Linked DNA regions of Homo sapiens: region 2 is linked to region 1. A link is an interaction called in ENCODE POLR2A ChIA-PET data of the cell type or tissue named here. Cell type or tissue: endothelial cell of umbilical vein. All regions are shown on one strand. Links, peaks and the distances in the headings refer to the core of each region. The heading gives the core; the rest is flanking DNA. Region 1 overlaps LHFPL3 (LHFPL tetraspan subfamily member 3). Region 2 overlaps KMT2E (lysine methyltransferase 2E (inactive)).

What was found. ChIA-PET counts read pairs that join two places held together with the same protein. Peaks named below come from ENCODE experiments on the same cell type or tissue, not always from the same donor. Only the 100,000 strongest peaks of a DNase experiment are listed, where the experiment ranks them.
Region 2: POLR2A ChIA-PET joins it to region 1 with 5 read pairs; 3 of 35 experiments call an interaction of 5 or more read pairs at or near these places.

The regions. Positions count from the first base shown.
Region 1 is chr7:104,882,589-104,885,088 of GRCh38, forward strand. The region is part of intron 2 of LHFPL3 (LHFPL tetraspan subfamily member 3); the gene reads left to right. Among named protein-coding and RNA genes, the nearest start is that of LHFPL3-AS2, 43 kb to the right of the region's middle. In endothelial cell of umbilical vein, for the core only: a CTCF peak has its summit at 1,261 (motif pointing right); a DNase peak (open chromatin) is centred at 1,303; H3K27ac peaks cover 275 bases.
Region 2 is chr7:105,042,239-105,058,811 of GRCh38, forward strand. The region is part of intron 3 of KMT2E (lysine methyltransferase 2E (inactive)); the gene reads left to right. Among named protein-coding and RNA genes, the nearest start is that of KMT2E, 36 kb to the left of the region's middle. In endothelial cell of umbilical vein, for the core only: no CTCF peak of the experiment used is centred there; no DNase peak of the experiment used is centred there.

The sequences.
Region 1 (2,500 bases), core at 1-2,500:
ATCCATAGAGACAGAAAGTATCTTAGTGGTATCCAGGGCCTGAGGGGAGTGGAGAATGGTGAGTGACTGACAGTAGGTATGGGGTTTTCATGGTGATGAAAATATTCTAAAATTAGATAGTGGTGATAGTTGTACAACTCTATAGGTATACTAAAATCACCGAATTGTATACTTTTAAGAGGTGTTTTATGATATGTGAATTATGTCTCAATAAAGCTGTTATTTTTAAAAGTTTCTCTCCCACAAGACTTCCTAGTGGGAAATAAATCCTGAAGATGGGGGAAGGGTATGATTTATATTGTAGTTAAGGCGACTGGCTGCCTCATTTGCCTGGGACTGAAGGCATTCCCGCATGTAGAACTTTCAGTGCTAAAACCAGAAAAGTCCTGAGCAAACCACGCAATGTTTGAGACTTACTTATACTAAAAAACTGTCAATGTTTATCGGAAATTTAACTAGGCATTCTGTATTTTTATTTGCTAAATCTGGCAACTCTATGATGATCCAATTTATTCAGATCAAGTTGAAACAAAGAGCTAGAATTAAGAGAAAAAGCAAAGAGAAACTAAAAGAGTTTGGAGTTAAGGAAAAGAGCTCCCAAAGCATTTTCTAACCTTGGCCAAGACTATGGCAAGATAGTTTTGCCGAGATCTCTTTTCATAACATTCTAACGTTCCCTCATTTCCAAAGTATGTATCAAAGAGTTCATATTGGAGGACTCTTAAAAACTGATATTAATAGTTACATGAAATAATATGTTTCTTAAAGGTATTTCATCTTGGATGAAGCTTAAATTAAGCTTCCTCCTGGCAGCTGAGTGCATGATGAATTGTATTATAAGTAAGTCTATTTTTAGCCCACTAGTGCATTGGCAGACAGGCTGTTAAAAATAAAAGCAGGCCTAGTAGAATACAGAAGCCCGGGGAGCTTTTCCTTACTATTTAATGAAAATGAAGCGGGTTCTCTGAGCCTATATGGTTGGAGGGAAGGTGAGGTGTGTGCAGCTGTGATCAGGTTACAAGGCAGTGGCTTGTAATTTATAAATTAGTGTGTAACGTGTCACTGAGGCAGAAGCTGAGGGACGTAGCACTAACGGGAGTTTCCTGAAATTGCTCAGATAATGGGAGAAAAGAGTTTGCGTGTCTGATCAGGTGGGAAGTGTGATATTTTAAGAATCTTCCATATTTCCCTGCTGGGGAGCTAGGACTCAGTTCATTGCTTGTTCTTGCCTGGACGCCGCACACCAGGTTAGCAGCCACCAGGGGGCACCAAAGCAGCCCATCCCAGAGGAAAGCGTGGGCCTCTGAGCCATTGAAATTCACTCCTGAGCACACTTCCCTTTGAGCCCGCATAACCTGATGATGGTGCAGATTCAGCAGTGCAACACGTGGTTGGGGCGTGTGGATATGGAATCACACAGACAAGGCTTCTGGGTCTAGCCCTGCCTCGTAAAACTTTTACAGCCTCTGTAATCCCCAAACAGAGATAATAAGAAGTGGTAAGAATTCAATGAGCTGGAAAGCTCATTAATACCTATACCGTGCCTGATGCGTGATAAGTGCCCAAGTCTTCGGTACACGCCAGAAGCCTGGGGTTGTAGGGTGGGTTCAAGTACTAACAACATCACGGAGAAGGCATCTGCTTCCATTCCCTTCTATTCTGGGCTCTCTTCCCCCTTCCTCTTTCCTTCCACTTCGTTCTCTGTTTAGTTCAAAGGCCTTTGTTTTGGCAGCTTGCCAAGCATGTCCTCCTGAGATAGGCCCTCTGACCGCTCCCCTGTCCCCAAGTTCTGTCCAATCCTCTACCTCGGTATTTCCCAGTGTGGTTCACCAGCCACCTGCACCAGAATCATCCGGACCTACCAAGTTGGAATATCTGGGAATAGAACCTAGGAATCTGCATTTCAGTGAATTTCCTAAGTGAATTTTACACGTGATAAAGCTTGAAGACTTCTGATATAGTCTTAGTAAGATCTTTTTTTAATAAAAAGAATATAGTGCAGCCTGATCTCAACCAGCTGTTAGGAGGGAAATTGGCTGATTATCTGATTAAAGTAATTCACATTGAATTGTGAAGAACAAATAAACTCCCCTTTCAGGAGAATTTGCATTCTGACATTTTGCAAGCCTGGATGAATTTCAAAATGGTGAAATGTGTGGGTTGAGTATTTGAAGAAAATGACCTTACCTCTGACCCAAGCTTCAAGGGGAGACTTTGTCTGCACCTGGAAAGGAGGGGTTCTGTAACTTAACAGCCCAGGCCTCCTAGCCTAGAATCACCTGAAATTCAGTCCCAAGGACACCAATTGGTGGAGAGAAGGAGAAGTGGAGTGGGAGGTGCAAGAGGAGGAATGGGCAACTCAGGAAAGGATAGAAGAAGGGAAGGTCAGCAGGCAGGGGAGAGGGAAGAGGAGAGGAAGGAGAACCCTCTCAAATATCCCCATCCTCATAGCACTCAGTGCTGAAGATCTATGTAGGTGCAGCGTGGACTAGTGGAAAAC
Region 2 (16,573 bases), core at 11,604-14,103, 170 kb after region 1:
CCTTGGCCCCCCAAAGTGCTGGGATTACAGGCATGAACCACCATGCCCAGCCATGTTTACAGCTGTTCTTAGGGTAATGCTGAATTTTTCATTTGTTTCGTACTTAATCATAAACAATTTTTTCTTATAATTTTTTTCACTTGTAATACATACAGAGCTCATTGTATTCATATAATGTTCTGTAAGTGTTAAGCAGCTCCCCTACTTTGAGCAATGTGTTTTATATAAAATATCTTAATCATCCCAGCAAAAAGGCAGGTATTATTTTCATTTTATAAGAAATGCAGCTCAAGGAGATTAACACATTTGCCTATGGCCACATAATTAATAAAAGGTAGAGTTAGGTTTGAACCCAGAGTTGCTTGGCTCCAGATTCATGCTGCCACATAGGTCAGAAGAGTCACATTTAGTTAATAGAGGAGTAAAATGAAGTGAAATGCCACATGTGATGAACTGAGGACAATTGTCATACCAAACTTCATTTGCTCTTTATTTTTAAATTTCTTACGTATTTTCATACAAATATTTAAAAATAATAGATTGTAAGAGAGAGAAAAGAAATGGACAGATTTTGATCGCAAATCTGAAGGAGTATATTGAGAAGTCATGGAGATTTTTTACACCTATTAATATAACAATTAGTATAACCTATTCATGTTATGCCTTCAATAACATACACTGGCTATGGTTATATTATTGAAATGTATGTTATTGGAGGTCTTAACACTCAAAGGGAAAATTAGAGGTTTTACCTAAGATCTAAGATGCTGGTATGAGCTTCTCATCAAAACCCACTTGCAGTTTGAGAGTTTATACAGAGAAGAAATTAAATTTTTAATTGGGAAGAAGAACATCCTTTAAGTCCAGTTTCTGAGGAATTAGAGCTTATTTATTCCATCATTCTAAACTGTTCTTTTTCTCTAAATGCCTCCTCAATTTAATGATTGGCATTTTTCCCTTTTTAGATTTTCAGTTCTAACTTACTTAAATTTCTTTTTTTCTTTTTTTTTTTTTTTGAGACGGAGTCTTGCTCTGTCGCCCAGGCTGGAGTGCAGTGGCGGGATCTCGGCTCACTGCAAGCTCCGCCTCCCGGGTTCATGCCATTCTCCTGCCTCAGCCTCCCAAGTAGCTGGGACTACAGGCGCCCGCCACTACGCCCGGCTAATTTTTTGTATTTTTAGTAGAGACGGGGTTTCACCGTTTTAGCCGGGATGGTCTCGATCTCCTGACCTCGTGATCCACCCGCCTCGGCCTCCCAAAGTGCTGGGATTACAGGCGTGAGCCACCGCGCCCGGCCACTTACTTAAATTTCTGCATTAATAATATATGATGTGGCTTAGGTGATAATTTGTGATGGTTTTTTAATGAATAAGGACATTTTGGTATAAAACAAATAAGATTTTAAATTTGTAAAGTGGTTCCAGAAAAATGTGGCAATATCAAATAGATTATTGCAAACAGAGTAGTGGTTGTTCTTCCTTTAAAGTTTTTGATGTTAATTTAGAATTACAACACATTTGGAAATAGCGTTTTTTCATTTTTAAGAATAGAAATATTACGTAAATAATTCAGCTCAGTGTGGTGGCTTATACCTGTAATTCCAGTGCTTTGGGAGGCTGAGGCAGGCAGATCGCTTGAGCCCAGCAGTTTGAAACCAGCCTGGGTAATACAATGAGACCCTGTCTCTACAAAATAAAAATTTTTTAAAAATTAGCTGGGCATGGCAGCGCATGCCTGTAGTCCCAGCTACTTGGGAGGCTGAGGTGGGAGGATCACTTGAGCCCAGGAGTTCCAGGCTGCAGTGAGCCATGATCGCACCACTGCGTTCCAGCCTGGGTGACAGAGCAAGACCCTGTCTCAAAAAAGTAAAACAAAATAATTCTACTTCTGATGACCAAAAATGTTCTCTATATTTGTAAAGTTAGTGAAGCAATGAAAATTAAAGTGGTATAAATTTAGGACTACCAGAATTTAGGCTTTGGGTAACTCTAGTCTAAAATAATATCTAGTACCATTTTGTAACATAGGCTGTTTGCTTCATTAAGTAAATAATCAACAGTCATAAATAGTACTCTGGTAAATTTCACAGGGATAGTAGGGACAATGCAGTTTGATGGGAAAAATGCTAAACCAATTTAAGGACTTTAAGGTATTTTTTTCTTTGCTATTATAATACCATGTTGACTTAGAATTAAGAGTTAGTTTATTTTACAGATATGGGCACTGAGACCCCAGAGTAGTTATGTGGCATGTCCCAAGGATATATAGTGACTTTAGTGGTAGAGGTAGGACTTGGAGGTAGGGTTTGTGACACTTAGATCAGTCATCTCCTGGTCTGTAAAACTGGAGATTGGATTATCTGCTCTATAAAATACCTCCTAGGATAGTGCCTGATTATCAGTTTGGAGCAGCAGTGACCCTATTTCCAAGAATAATTCCAGTCCCACTGCACTCAATCCCATACCAGGCAGGACACAGTAGCTGATCTACCAGTAGTTTTGTGACAGTGTTGTTGGGGGAGTCAATAAATTGCCCTCTGAAGATCCACTATCACCGATTCTAGGCCAGGAGAATGCTACTTTCAGTCTTTGATATCTCTGAGGGAAAGGAAACCACACCCTGATACTCCTTGGAGCCAGATGCAAACCAGCCTTACCACACTATTTGTTCTACCTGCTTTACTTACCAAGGCTTAGGAGCAGCATTTCACCTTCTCCAGGCTCCCAGTATCACCTGAAGGGGTCAAAGGTAGGGCCTGGGTGACTCATTTGGATTAAGTCTTGACCCTTTGTCAATTTTATCTGTTCCTCTAATTCCTGTAATTGGGCACGGTCTAAAATGTAGGTCCATTCAGATGTCCAAATCCTTATGGTGTTCTTCCTTTTATTAATTCTTCCACCTGCTATGTATAATTTAGTTATTACAGTGACCATGCTACCATCACATTAAGGCCCATGCCTAGTTCTCAGATCTTCTTACATTGCCCGATCTTGCAGCAGAATTTGATACTATTGACTCTCTTTACCTTTGGCTTTAGTGAAAATATATATTTTTAAGTTGTGGTAAAATAGATACAACATTTATCGTGTTAACCATTTTTAAGTGAACAATTCGGTGGCAGTAAGTACATTCACAGTGTTGTGCAGCCATCACTACTGTTTTCAAACTTTATCATCCCAAATAGAAACTCCGCATTCACTAAATAACTCCTTCTTTCCCCTTCTCCTAGTACCTCATAACCTCTATTGTAGTTTCTATCTTTATTTGCCTATTCTAGATACCTCATATAAGTGGAATTATAAAATACTTATTCTCTTATGTCTGGCTTATTTTACTTAGCATAATGTTTTCAGGATTCAACCATGTTATAGCATATACCAGAATTCCATTCCTTTTTATGGCTGAATAATAGTCCATTGTATAGATGTACTATATTTTGCTTATCCATTCATCTCTTGACGTACACTTGGGTTGTTCCTACCTTTTGGCTATTGGAAATAGTACTGCTATGAACATTGGTATACAGGTATCTGTTTGACTCCCTGTTTTAAATTCTTTTGGTTTTATAGCTAGGAGTGGAATTGCTAGGTCATAACATAATTCCACATTTAACATTTTGAGGAATCGTCGATCTCTTTTTTCCATCTGGTTTTCTTTTTATGGCATGATCTCCTTTTTAAATGTTTCTTCTTTTTCTTAAATATTTGTGTTTTCTAGGGATCTGTACTTCCTTACTTTTTAAACTGTCCTGGAGATGTCATCTACTTCTATAGCTTTCACTGTTTTTGCATGCTCATGACTTCCAAATCATCCTTACCTAATTCTCTCGTGGGCTCTACTCACATAGCCCTCTGCATTACTAGACCACTTAGATGTTCTGTGAGTAGTTCAAACTTAATAAAATTAGTACTATACTAATTCTCTCTTCTTTCCCTCGTCCTCTCTAATAAATTCACACCAAAAAAGCCGTCTTATTCATATATTCTATTTTTCACTCAAAGACAGCAATACACATAAGCCATAATTTTTCTAAAAACACATAAGTCATTTAATTTTCCCAGGTTTTTACATCACTGCTTCTTTGTTGCCTTTAAGTCTAAATTCAGACTCCTTTTAATAGTATGCAAAGGCTTTCTTTTTTTCTTCCTTTCTTTCTTCAAACTCCTGTTTGAATGGTTTCATGGTATTCCAGTCTAGAGGTATACCAAAATTAAGTTTTAATCAGTCTCATTGAATATGTACGTTGTTTGAGCCAAATATTGCATTGAAATTAGCATTTTGGCATAATTTTTGTACATGTCTTTAATGATTTACTTAGAATAAATGTGATCTAGAATTACTAGGTCAAATGGAATGCAAGATCTTTTTAAAGGCTACTGATATATGTTGCCAGATTGCATTCCTGAAAGTTTGTGTCTACTCAGAAGAAGTCAGTGCCCTGGCAATTTGGGACATTTAGTATAGGAGAAAGTAGGTTTATAGAATTTAACCCTTGAGAGTATCACATTATGATAGCATGTAAATACATCAAAATTTACCTTGCCATCTAATTTTAAATGTAATATATTCTGAGAAGTTAGGACTATGTACAATACAGTTTAACAAAATTGCCATTAAAATAGTTGTATTTTAAAAGTTGATGTGTCAAATGTGATCCCAAGACCGTCCACAGGCTCAAAGATTTGCTGGAAGGACTCACAGGATCCAGAATGTAGTTGTACTTATGGCTAAGATTTATTACAGCAAAAGAATCCAAAGCGAAATCAGCAAAGGGAAAAGGTACATGGGGTGAAACCTGGAGGAAAGCAGGTGCAAAATTCTATGAGGCTTCTCCCCATTGAGGCACATAGGATGCACTTAATTTCTTCAGCAATGAATTGTGACAACACATGTGAAATGTTGTCTACCAAGGAAGCTCATTAGAGACTGAGTGCCCAAAGTTTTTCTTGAGGGATGGCACGTAGGCATCTGCCTAGAATGTACCAAAATTCCAGACTCCCAGAAAGAAAATAAGTATACAACATAAACCATATTGTTTGTATAAACAGTGTAGGCAGAGTAAGCTGCCCTTATCATTTGAGGAAAGTTTCTTATCAATGTAGGGAACTGTTTACCAGCTAAATTCCCAAATGCCAGCCAAGGGCCACCCTTGTAAGGCGGCCTTTCTACCCTCTGGTAACTCTTGTCTGCACAGCTGATTTTTGCAGGATTAAGTTGAACTATATGAATGCCATTTTTATAGGTCAGAATTGGTCTGGTATCAGTAATTCTGTATTGTTAAACTTAATAGTAAGAGAAGAAGGAGTGAATTACAATTTGTTGAGCGCTGCTGTGCCAGGTAAATGTTTTACATGTGTTACTGCATTATTTTTATACTGTGAGTCCAATGTTAACTTCTTCTCAAAGATGTGAAAACAAAGTTTCAGAAGGGTTAACTAACTTCCCTGAAGTCACGGATTGTAAGTTATCAGAACTAGGGTGATATTCCTGGTCTATTTTAGATCCATGTCTTGCTTTTTCTCACTAAACCAGTGCTGTTAGCTATTGGCTGAATTTATGACTACCTGTGCTTTTCAAATACTTCTGCAAAAACAAAATATATAAAACAGATAAAAGGAAAACAACTCTGGTTGAAATGGAAGTGAAGGGCTTAGAACACTTTTAACCCTTCTCCTACCATAAACATTCCCAAGGATTCTAAGAGCTAGCACAAGACAATAACTGCTCTTAGGAAAAAGAAATGGAAATACCGTTTGTTTCAGCAGCTATGGTAGACAATTGTGTGAAATCCTTTTTTTTGGGGGGTGGATAGGGACTCAAAAAAGGACCTCAAGGTCGCACAGACTGGAGTACAGTAGTGTGATCATGGGTCACTGAAGCCTCCACCTCCCAGGCCCAAGCAGTCGTCCTATCACAGCACCCCAAGTAGCTGGAACTACAGGTACACACCACCACACTTGGCTAATTTTGTATTTTTTTGTACAGATAGGGTTTCATCATGTTGTCCAGGCTAGTCTTGAACTCTTGGGCTCAAGTGATCTGTCTGCCTTGGCCTCCCAACGTGCTGAGATTATAGGCATGAGCCCCTGTGCCTGGCCAAAATCCTCATTTTTTAACACCAGGAAATCTCATGATAATTTTATTCAGCCAAATGAAGGATTAAATACTGAGTTTTAAAAAAAACCCTATTGTGACTTTAAAATTTGATTATTTAAGGGGATAGAGTTTTAAAAACCTGGGTCAACATGTGACATTTAATACTAGATTTTATAGCTAGCTCAGTTTCTCCATACATTTTCTCATTTTTAAATTTAATTTGGTTCCTGATTGTTAAAAAAATACGTGTGTGTTATTGAAAATCCTCTTTTACTTGCCTAATTATTTTGGAATTTAGAATTAAATTTAGAGCAAGGATCAGCAGAACTTTCCTGTAAAGGGCTAAAGAATAAATATTTAAGACTTGCAATGATATGGTTTCTGTTGTAACTACTCAGCTCTGGTCTTGCAGCTGTAAAGCAGACTGTGTGTGTAAATGAATGGACATGACAGTGTTCCGATAACACTTTGTCTACAGAATCAGGAAGCAGGCTGGATTTGACCCAGGGTTCTAGTTTGCCTACCACTTATTTAGAGCAAAGGAATCTTGATAATATACTGTTTCCAACGAAGAGTACTATTTTTTCTCTGATTTTATTGGCTTAAGCAAGTACTATTTCAATGGTATGACTTTCTTTAAATATAATTAGGTAGAGGGAACAGCAAGTACACAAGCTCCAAGGCAGGAACAAATTTAGATTGTCCTAAAGAACAGGGAAAAAATATCAAACATGGGAGTAATAGACCAAGGGAAGAATATTAAGAAGAGATGAGAGGAGTAGGGCCTAGGGGCCATAAGAAGTTAAGATTTTAAGTGAAATAAGTGCTGGCCAGGCGTGGTGGCTCACACCTGTATTCCTAGCACTTTGGGAGGCTGAGGCTGGCCAGTTGCTTGAGCCCAAGAATTCAAGACTGGCCTTGGCAACATGATGAAACCCCATCTGTACAAAAAAAATACCATAGTTAGCCAAGTGTGGTTGCTTGTGCCCGTAGTCCCAGCTACTTGAGCTGAGGCGGGATGATCGCTTGAGCCTGGGAGGTCTAGGCTGCAGTGAGCTGAGATCACACCACTACATTCTAGCCTGGGTGACAAAGTGAGACCTTGTCTCAAAAAAAAAAAAATAAAGTTCTAATTCAGTGCTCTAAATTAGTAAATATTTATTGAGGGCTTGTTATATGCCAGCTACTGTTTTGGGTCCTGGGGACACAACTTCAAATCTAAAATTTTGTATTTATATTCAAATTCTGTTTTTTCTCTTACAAAACAGAAAAATGGCCAGGCGCGGTGGCTCACGCCTGTAATCCCAGCACTTTGGGAGGCTGAGGTGGGCAGATCACCTGAGATCAGGAATTCGAGACCAGCCTGCCGAACTTGGCAAAACCCCATGTCTACTAAAAATACAAAAAATTAGCTGGCTGTAGTGGCGGGCGCCTGTAATCCCAGCTACTCGGAGGCACACGCAGGAGAATTGCTTGAACTCGGGAGGCAGAGGTTGCAGTGAGCTGAGATCATGCCACTGCACTCCAGCCTGGGCGACAAGAGCAAAACTCCGTCTCAAAAAAGATAAAGAAAAAAGAAAAATGTCACTTTTAAAAAAATTGGAGTCCTGTTCCTCCACTTGCCCTCTGGATCTTACCCCTTCTCACCTTTTCAGAATCTTCATTCTTCCCTCTTGCCTGCAGTCATCCCATGTCTCTTGCATCTTCAGTTTCTCTATTAGATCATTCCTATCACATGTAAATATAACAGAATTATTTCCCTTTTTTATTATTTCATTTCTCTAATCCTCTTAAGAGCAAAACTCCTTGAGAAAGCTGTTTGTATTCATTATCAGGTTGCACAACACTACTATAACCTCCTGTGTTGTCAAACTAATTGGTAGTCTTCTATAATTTATATACATTTTTTCAGATTTGATGTAAATAATCATCCCTTCTCTTTCTTCCTACTAGGAAGGTTCAACTTTGGATTTCTAGGTACCACACTTAACTAACCACTATTGGTCATTTTTTCCTGGCTTATTCTGTTATGCCCAGGTGCTTTAAATGTCTAAGACTCAACTGCAGTCCCCTCTCCTTTTAAAAAACTTGGTTTTTAGGTTATTACCTGACTTTAAATATAATCTCTGTGTGTGGTTACCCTCAATTTTTTATGTCCAGTCATAATCTTCCTAAGCTCCAGACTTGTATACCCAAGTTGACAGCTTCACTTGGAATTCTTGATGTTCTTCTGCCCCCAACTATCTACTTTTGGTTATTGTTTTTTAGGCTCATCTATTTTTTTTCCTTTTCTTTTCTTTTCTCTTTTCTTTTTTCTTTCTTTCTTTCTTTTTTCTTTCTTTCTTTCTTTCTTTCTCTTTCTCTCTTTCTCTCTCTTTCTGTCTGTCTGTCTGTCTTTCTGTCTTTCTTTCTTTCGACAGACTCTTGCTCTGTCACCCAGGCTGGAGTGCAATGGCATGATCTCAGCTCACTGCAATCTCCACCTTCAGGATTCAAGTGAGCCTTGTGCCTCAGCCTCCTGAGTAGCTGAGATTACAGGTGGCCACCAAGCCTGGCTAATTTTTTTATTTTTATTCGAGATGGGATTTCACCATGTTGGCCAGGCTGGTCTCAAACTCCTGGCCTCAAGTGGTCCACCTGCCTCGGCCTCCCAAAGTGCTGGATTTACAGGCATGAGTCACAGCACCAGGCCTCATCTATTTCTTTCTTTCCTTCTTTCTTTCCTTTTCTTTCTTTCTTTCTTCTTCTTTCTTTCTTTTTTCTCTCTCTCTCTCTTTCTTCCTTTCCTCCTTTCCTCTCTTCCTCCCTCCCTTCCTTCCTCCCTTTCTTCCTTCCTTCCTTCCTTTTTTCCTTCCTTCCTTCCTTTTTTAGATGGAGTTTCGCTCTTGTTGCCCAGGCTGGAGTGCAATGGCACGATCTTGGCTCACTGCAACCTCCGCTTTCGAGGTTCAAGCGATTCTCCTGCCTCAGCTTCCCAAGTAGCTGGGATTACAGGCATGCGCCATCATGCCCAGCTAATTTTGTATGTTTACTAGAGGCGGGGTTTCTCCATGTTGGTCAGGCTGGTCTCAAACTCCCGACCTCAGGTGATACGCCCGCCTCGGCCTACCAAAGTACTGGGATTACAGGTGTGAGCCACTGCCCCTGCATCATCTATTTCTTTAAATGGCTACATCTCTATCCAGTTGCTTAAAACTCTAAGCTGTCAGTCTTGATTGGTCCTTTCCCCTTAACCCCTATGTCTAATTTATTGGTCTGTACTGGGTCCTCCTTCAAAGTATATTTTTGTTTTGTTTTGTTTTGAAATGGAGTCTTGCTCTGTCACCCAGGCTGGAGTGCAGTGGCACAATATTGGTTCACTGCAACCTCTGCCTCCTGGGTTCAAGCAGTTCTCCTGCCTCAGCCTCCAGAGTAGATGGGACTACAGGTGCGCGCCACCACGCCCAGCTAATTTTTATATTTTTAACAGGATTTCATCGTGTTGGCCAGGCTGGTCTCGAACTCCTGACTTCACAAAGTGCTGGGATTATAGGCATGAACCGCCGCGCCTGGCCAAAAGTATATTTTGAATCAGTACACTTTTATCCATTTCTACTGTTGTCCTCATCCAGGCCCTTGTAATCTCTTGACTAGACACTGGAGTGGAATACTCTCCATGTTTCTCTTTTGCCTTCTATCATTTATTTTCTGTAGAAGCTACTATGCTTCTTCTGAAGCATAAACCAGATCATACAATTCTCCCACTTAAAAAGCTTCCAGTGACTTTCTGTTTTACTTAAAATATTAACTTTTTATGACCATAAGGCCCTCCTTCCCTAATCTCGTCTCACTATTCTCTTATCTCACTATTACTTCCATATTGATTTTTTGTTGTTGTTCTTTTGAATATTTTACATTTGTTTCTGCCTTAGGGACTTTGTACTCGTGATTTCCTCTGCCTGGATCATTCTTATGTTCTTGGCATAATCTTAGCTAAACTCAAATATCACATACTAGTGAGGCCTCCCCTCTTCCATTATCTAAAATAGTATCTGAAATACTTGTTTTATTTCATTGCTGCCGTGCTTTATATTTTTACTAAAACATAAGCTTTATGACTATAAACATCTTGTCTGTTTTATCACTAATATCATTGTATCTACAATGGCTAGCACAGGGTTTGGCATATAGTAAGCATTGAGTCATGAATCATATTGCTTGAAGGTCATTTTTTATTTTTATTTATTTTTTATTTTTATTTCTGAGAAGGAGTCTCACTCTGTCGCCCAGGCTAGAGTGCAGTGGCGCAGTTTTGGCTCACTGCAACTTCTGCATCCTGGGTTCAAGCGATTCTCCTGCCTCAGCCTCCCAAGTAAATGGGATTACAGCTATGCACCACCACACCCAGCTAATTTTTTTTTTTATTTTTTTATTTTTTTTATTTTTAGTAGAGATGGGGTTTCACTATGTTCGCCAGACTGGTCTCGAACACCCGACCTCAGGTGATCTGCCCACCTTGGCTTCCCAAAGTGCTGAGATTACAGGCATGAGCCACTGCACCCAGCCTGTATTGCTTGAAGATCTAATAGTTAACCCTGAAGTTTATTATATTAAGAAGGATTATTGAATGCCCATATCCTAACTATACTTCAGTTGTTAAGAAGAGATAGAACTACAGCTAAACGTATTTTATAGCCTCTTCATTGTAGAAAGATGTACAAAAATACAGCACCTGACGGTGCTGTATAATTGAATGAAAAGTCCCTCATATATAAATAGTCTTTAAAAATTGGCATGATTTCAGTATATTGAATGCTAAGTTTTTTTAAGTCGCGGTTTTGGTTAATACCTGTTTTGGGAAGCTGGAAATTTTTTTAAAGGCATTAGGAAACTGGCAGAATTAAAATAGTGATGAGAGGGAGATTGAAATTTATTATTAATATCTATGTTATCTAAGTGATTGTTTACTGACCATGATATAATAAATTGAGACATAACGTAGGAAGAGAAGGGATGTAAAATTATTCAGTATAAAGAATTTTAACAAGTACTGGTATTTTTTGAGTGATAGTATTTTTACTATGAAATTTTTTGCATACTGTTTAATTGATGAAGGATTAAAGATCTAGTTTGCAGATCATATAGTTATAAGAATTTACGGACTTAAAATATATAATAATTTTATTCTCTCAACTCTAAAGTCTATATAAAGATTGCTTTTCAGAATTTATAGTAATGTGCTATAGATCAAAGATAGGCACTTGAAGCTGATTCTTGCTGGGCACACAGTGGCTCATGCCTGTAATCCCATCACTTTGAGAGATCAAGGTGAGGGGATCTCTTGAGCCCAGGATTTTTGAAACTAGCCTGGGCAACATAGTGAGACCCCTGCTGTCTACAAAAATTTTTTTAAAAATTAGCCAGGCATAGTGGCTCATGACTGTAATCTACTCAGGAGGCTGACATGGGAGGATCACTCAAGCCCCGGGAGTTTGATGCTATAGTTAGCTATGCTCACACCACTGCACTCCAGCTTGGGTGACAGAGTAACGCCTTCTCTCTTCAAAAAAAAGAAACAGGCGAGGCATGGTGGCACATGCCTGTAATCTCAGCACTTTGCGAGCCAAGGTGGGCAGATCACCTGGGGTCGGGAGCTTGAGACCAGCCTGGCCAACATGGCAATACCTGGTCTCTACTAAAAATAAAAAAACTTACCGGGCATGGTGGCACGTGCCTGTAATCCCGGCTACTACGAGGCTGAGACACGAGAATCACTTGAACCCGGGAGGTGGAGCTTGTAGTGAGCTGAGATACATCACTGCACTCCAGCCTGGGTGACAGAGCAAGACTCTGTCTCAAAAAAAAAGGCTGCGAAATTTTTTTTTTTTTTAAAGAAAGGCTGCAGAGAATTAAGAATTACTTTTGTTGATAGTGTAATTGATAGATTCATCAAAGTCTTTTATTTTCACAGGTCATTGTATCAGATGAACCTAATGATGGTTGATGTACCCTGTGTTCTGTACCTCATAAAAAATGAAGGCAAATCATTAAGACACTTGGCTCTGTAGTTGAAGGAACTCAAGGAAAAAAAAAGGAAAAAATTGGGGAATTATTTGTTGTAAAAGCAAGTTGCTCTGTCTGTCTGTCTATCTATCTATCTATCTATCTATCTATCTATCTATCTATCTATCTATCTATCTATCTGTCTGTCTGTCTATTTGAGATGGAGTTTTGCTCTTGTTGCCCAGGCTGGAGTGCAATGGTGCAGTCAGCTCACTGCAACCTCTGCTTCCTGGGTTCAAGCGATTCTCTTCCCTCAGCCTCCCGAGTAGCTGGGATTATAGGCATGAGCCACCATGCCTGGCTAATTTTGTATTTTTAGTAGAGTCAGGGTTTCACCATGTTGGTCAGGCTTGATCTCGAACTCCTGACCTCAGGTGATCCACCTGCCTTGGCCTCCCAAAGTGCTAGGATTACAGGCGTGAGCTACCACGCCCAGCCCGCAAGTTGCACATTTTAATATCTCTTTGTTAAATAAAAAAGTTACCACTTTGGACTCTGGATGCCATGCAGTCATGAGGATCACTTTGAAACTAGACATAGTGCCAAGTGCTTTTCAGAAAAGTGAAGAATTAGATTGAGCAGAGGAAATTTACCTATTTGTGAGTGAGGATGATGGAAGGAGTCTTGGAGAGGTAGTACTTTTTACCTTCTCTGATCAGTTTCAGGGCTTCTCCTGAGCCTACTGAATCTAGGAGAATTATTTACAGATTACCCAACCTCACATTTGAAGCTCTTAGTTTTATTTTGTCATACTACTACTCCACTTACATCATTAACTTGCTTGGGAGAGAGACAACCCATTAGTGGCTCTGTGTGTGTGGTTTTTGTTTTTCTTTTTAGGTTTTTTTTTTTTTTTTTTTGAGATGGGGTCTCACTATATTGCCCAGGCTGGACTCAAACTCTTGAGCTTAAGTGATTCCTCCTACCTCAGCCTCCCAAAGTGCTGGGATTATAGGCGTGAGCTGTTGTGCCTGGCCCTCTGTATAGTTTTTCAGGATAAGAGATCATATTCATTTCTTAGCTGGATACGCAGGGTTCTTCTTGAACTAGTCCTTGTCTATTCTCATCTCTGGCACATCCTCCACTCCTTTAACTGTTCTGAATTTTAGTAATTCTTTTTCAGTCTGTTCTTCGTAAACTTCAGTGAACATAAAATTGAAGGTGTTTATTAAAATGTAGATTTCTAAGCTCAATCTTTAAACATTCTGGTTCATTACATTTAAGTAGAGCTGTGAAAAGTAACATCTTGCACTACAGGTAATTGTGCTGCTGGTTGTCTGTAGATCATGCTTAGAGAAACGTGCTTAAATGTGTCATGTTGTTGTTATCTCTGACTGCATGTGTGCTTTCTGTCTGGAATACTTTCTCCATCTCTTTGCCTTCTCTATTTCATGGACTTGTTAAATTGCCATTCTTTAAAACTTGCTTAAATGTGACTACTATTATGAAGGCTCCTGTGCATACCTCTGATGGCACTACTGTAATTATTGTTACACTTGTTTGTTTGCCTGTTAGTTTCTTAAGAAGAAGGATCACTTTTTTTTTTTTTTATTTCCAGCATTTGGTACAGTATCTCACTGCCTGGTGCTTACTGTGTGCTCAAATGTTTATTGATTGAAAGAAAACTATATTATTGTAAGTTCCTTGAAGGCAGAGACAGTGTCTTATCTTTGTATCTCTGATGGTTGCTAGTGAACATTAAGCCCTCAATATTTGTTTAATCAGTGCTATCAAAGTGGTTTAAATGGATGTAGTCTCCAGGGGTCTCTGAGCTTTTTGATGTTTTAAAAATTTGCTATTTAATTTGGAGCTAGGAAAAAAAATTAAGTATATTTAGAATCATTCCGGATGACTACCATTTTATACCAAATGTTGCCATGAGATTTCAGTGCAAGTACTTGAATTTGTGTCAGATGTTTATGTTATAAACACACAGAGAGGTACAGTTTATTGTGAAGTTTTTCTAAATCCAAACCTCCAAAGGAAAATCTGGCTCTATCTATTACAAGGGTTTAGACATTACTTGCTTTTGAGAGACTGCTTACATGAATAAACACTATTCCTGAAGTCTGACCTTTACATGCTACTTGAAGATTCCACCTGCCATGTTTTCTTGTCTTTTTGCATATGCATGGGGTATTGTCTTCCTCCAGCATTACTGGGTTTTTCCTATATGTTATTTGTAGTAAATTTCTTTTACTAGGGTGATAGGTTCTGTCTCCTCTAGCAAAATTAGTGATTTATTTAAAACAGGTGTCATTGGGCTTGTACATAGAACCACTCTATTGGAAGTTTGAATTATTGTGAACTAAAGTTATAAAACAATTTTTAAGGAGCTTCAGACAGAGTATTTGTAGTTGTACTTGAGAACAAATTCTGAACAAGTAAGTAGTGTAATGTATCTGTGTAAGGCATTATAGTTGAGAAAATGCATTTTCACATCCTTTATAACATTTGAACTTCATATTGCTGGGAAGAAGGTAAAACAAATATCCTTATTCCCACTTTACATATAAAAAACCTCAAGTTCAAGAGAGGTCAATATGGCATTCTTTCTACTGGAGAAAATGCCTCGTTATAAAAGAGTTTGGAAGAAAAAATAATAGATGCATGACAGAAGATTGTTAGCAGAGCACAAAAATAATTGTGTGAAAAGTAATAACAATACAGTAAATAAGTGCTTCATGAATCCTAAAATTATGGAGTTGAAGCAGTCAAGAAAGGACTCTTAAGAATACTTGAAATAAACCTTGAAAAATGTGTTGAAATTAAGGAGTAAGGGTTAAGAGTTATTCTACAAATAGGGGTTTAGAAATGCCCAGGACATCTTTGTGAGTGGGAGGAAAAGCGATAGACTACTATTCTTGCTGGCACCCAGTGTATAGAGATTCTAAATGTAAGATAAAAATGCTTGGAGAACTTTTTTATTTCCACTTTTTAGTATGGAAATGCAGATATATACATGACAGTATGTAAAACAGAATAGTAATCCCAGTTGGCCGTTACTTAGCTTCAACAGTATTCAAAGTTTTGCCAATCTTGTTTCATCTGTCTTTGAGTTGTTTTTTTTGTTTGTTTTTGTTTTGATACAGAGTCTCACTCTGTCAACCCAGGCTGGAGTACAGTGACATGATCATAGCTCACTGCATCTTCAACTTGCCTGTCTCAGGTGATCCTTTTGCTTCAGCCTCCTGAGTAGCTGAAGCCTAGGACTATAGGTGTGAGCCACCATGCCCAGCTAATTTTTTCATTTTTTGATAGAGGTGGGATCTTGCTGTGTTGCCCCGACTGGTCATGAACTTCTGGCCTCAAGTGATCCTCCCTTTTGGCCCCCAAAAGTGCTGTGATCGTAAGCGTGAGCCACTGCGCCCAGCCTCTTAAGTATTTTAAAACAAATTCCCATTTCTCTCATGTATTATTTCACCCATGTATTATTCAGTATCTATCACTAACAGTTGAGGACTTTTTTGTTCTGCTACAGTACTATTATATAACAAAATTAACATAAAGTATCCAGTTCATCTTCAAATTTTCTCACTCGTCTCAAAAATCTTTTTGTGATGTGTTCAAATTGGGATCCGATCGAAATTCACACATTGCGTTTGCTTGAAATGTCTCTTGAATCTCTCTTCATCTATAACAACCCCCTCTTTTAAAATTTGTTTTCCTTTGTGCTGTAGACCTGGTGAAGAAACTGGAAAATTCAGCCTATAGAAGTTTTAACATTCTGGAGTTGGCTGATTGCCTCCTTCTGGTGTCATGTAATATTCTACTTCCCCCATATTTCTGATAAACTGGTATTTGGATTTAGAGATATAATTAGCTTCGAGTTCTGTTCTTTTCCTTTTCTCTTTTTCTATTTTTCTTTTCAGTATGATATTTTATAGGTGGGACTGTGTGCTTCTTATCACATAGCATTAGGAGAGGCAAATAAAGCTTGGTTGTCTAACTCCTAATGATGATATTAATGATCAACAGATTCAGGTGTTGTCATCTTATCTACCTATCAACCTTCTACCTAAGACTCTTAGCATCCATGGTTATTTGTTGCCCAGATATATAACCTCTTAAGGGTTGCAGTTTAGTTATTTTTCTAATTTATTTATTCCTTCTGCATTTTTTAGCTGTTGGGGAATTTCTAAAAGAAGCAGTCAGCACCTAAGTATTGGCTTATGTATTAACAAGAGAATATACTTACATTTTAGTTTTAGAGCTGAGTTGCATGTTAGAATCCCCTTTTATGCATTTCAGTTGTTCTACTTGTTGGAAACAGAATTCAGAGTTTTGAAAAGGTGACTTCATCTACAAATTATGGTGGTTTTGACCATACCTTATTGCTTATATATTGGGAATAATTTCATTACCTGCTACTAGGTTGGTGCAAAAGTAATTGCAGTTTATTTTTGACCATTTTGAAAATTTTGAACATTTTGAA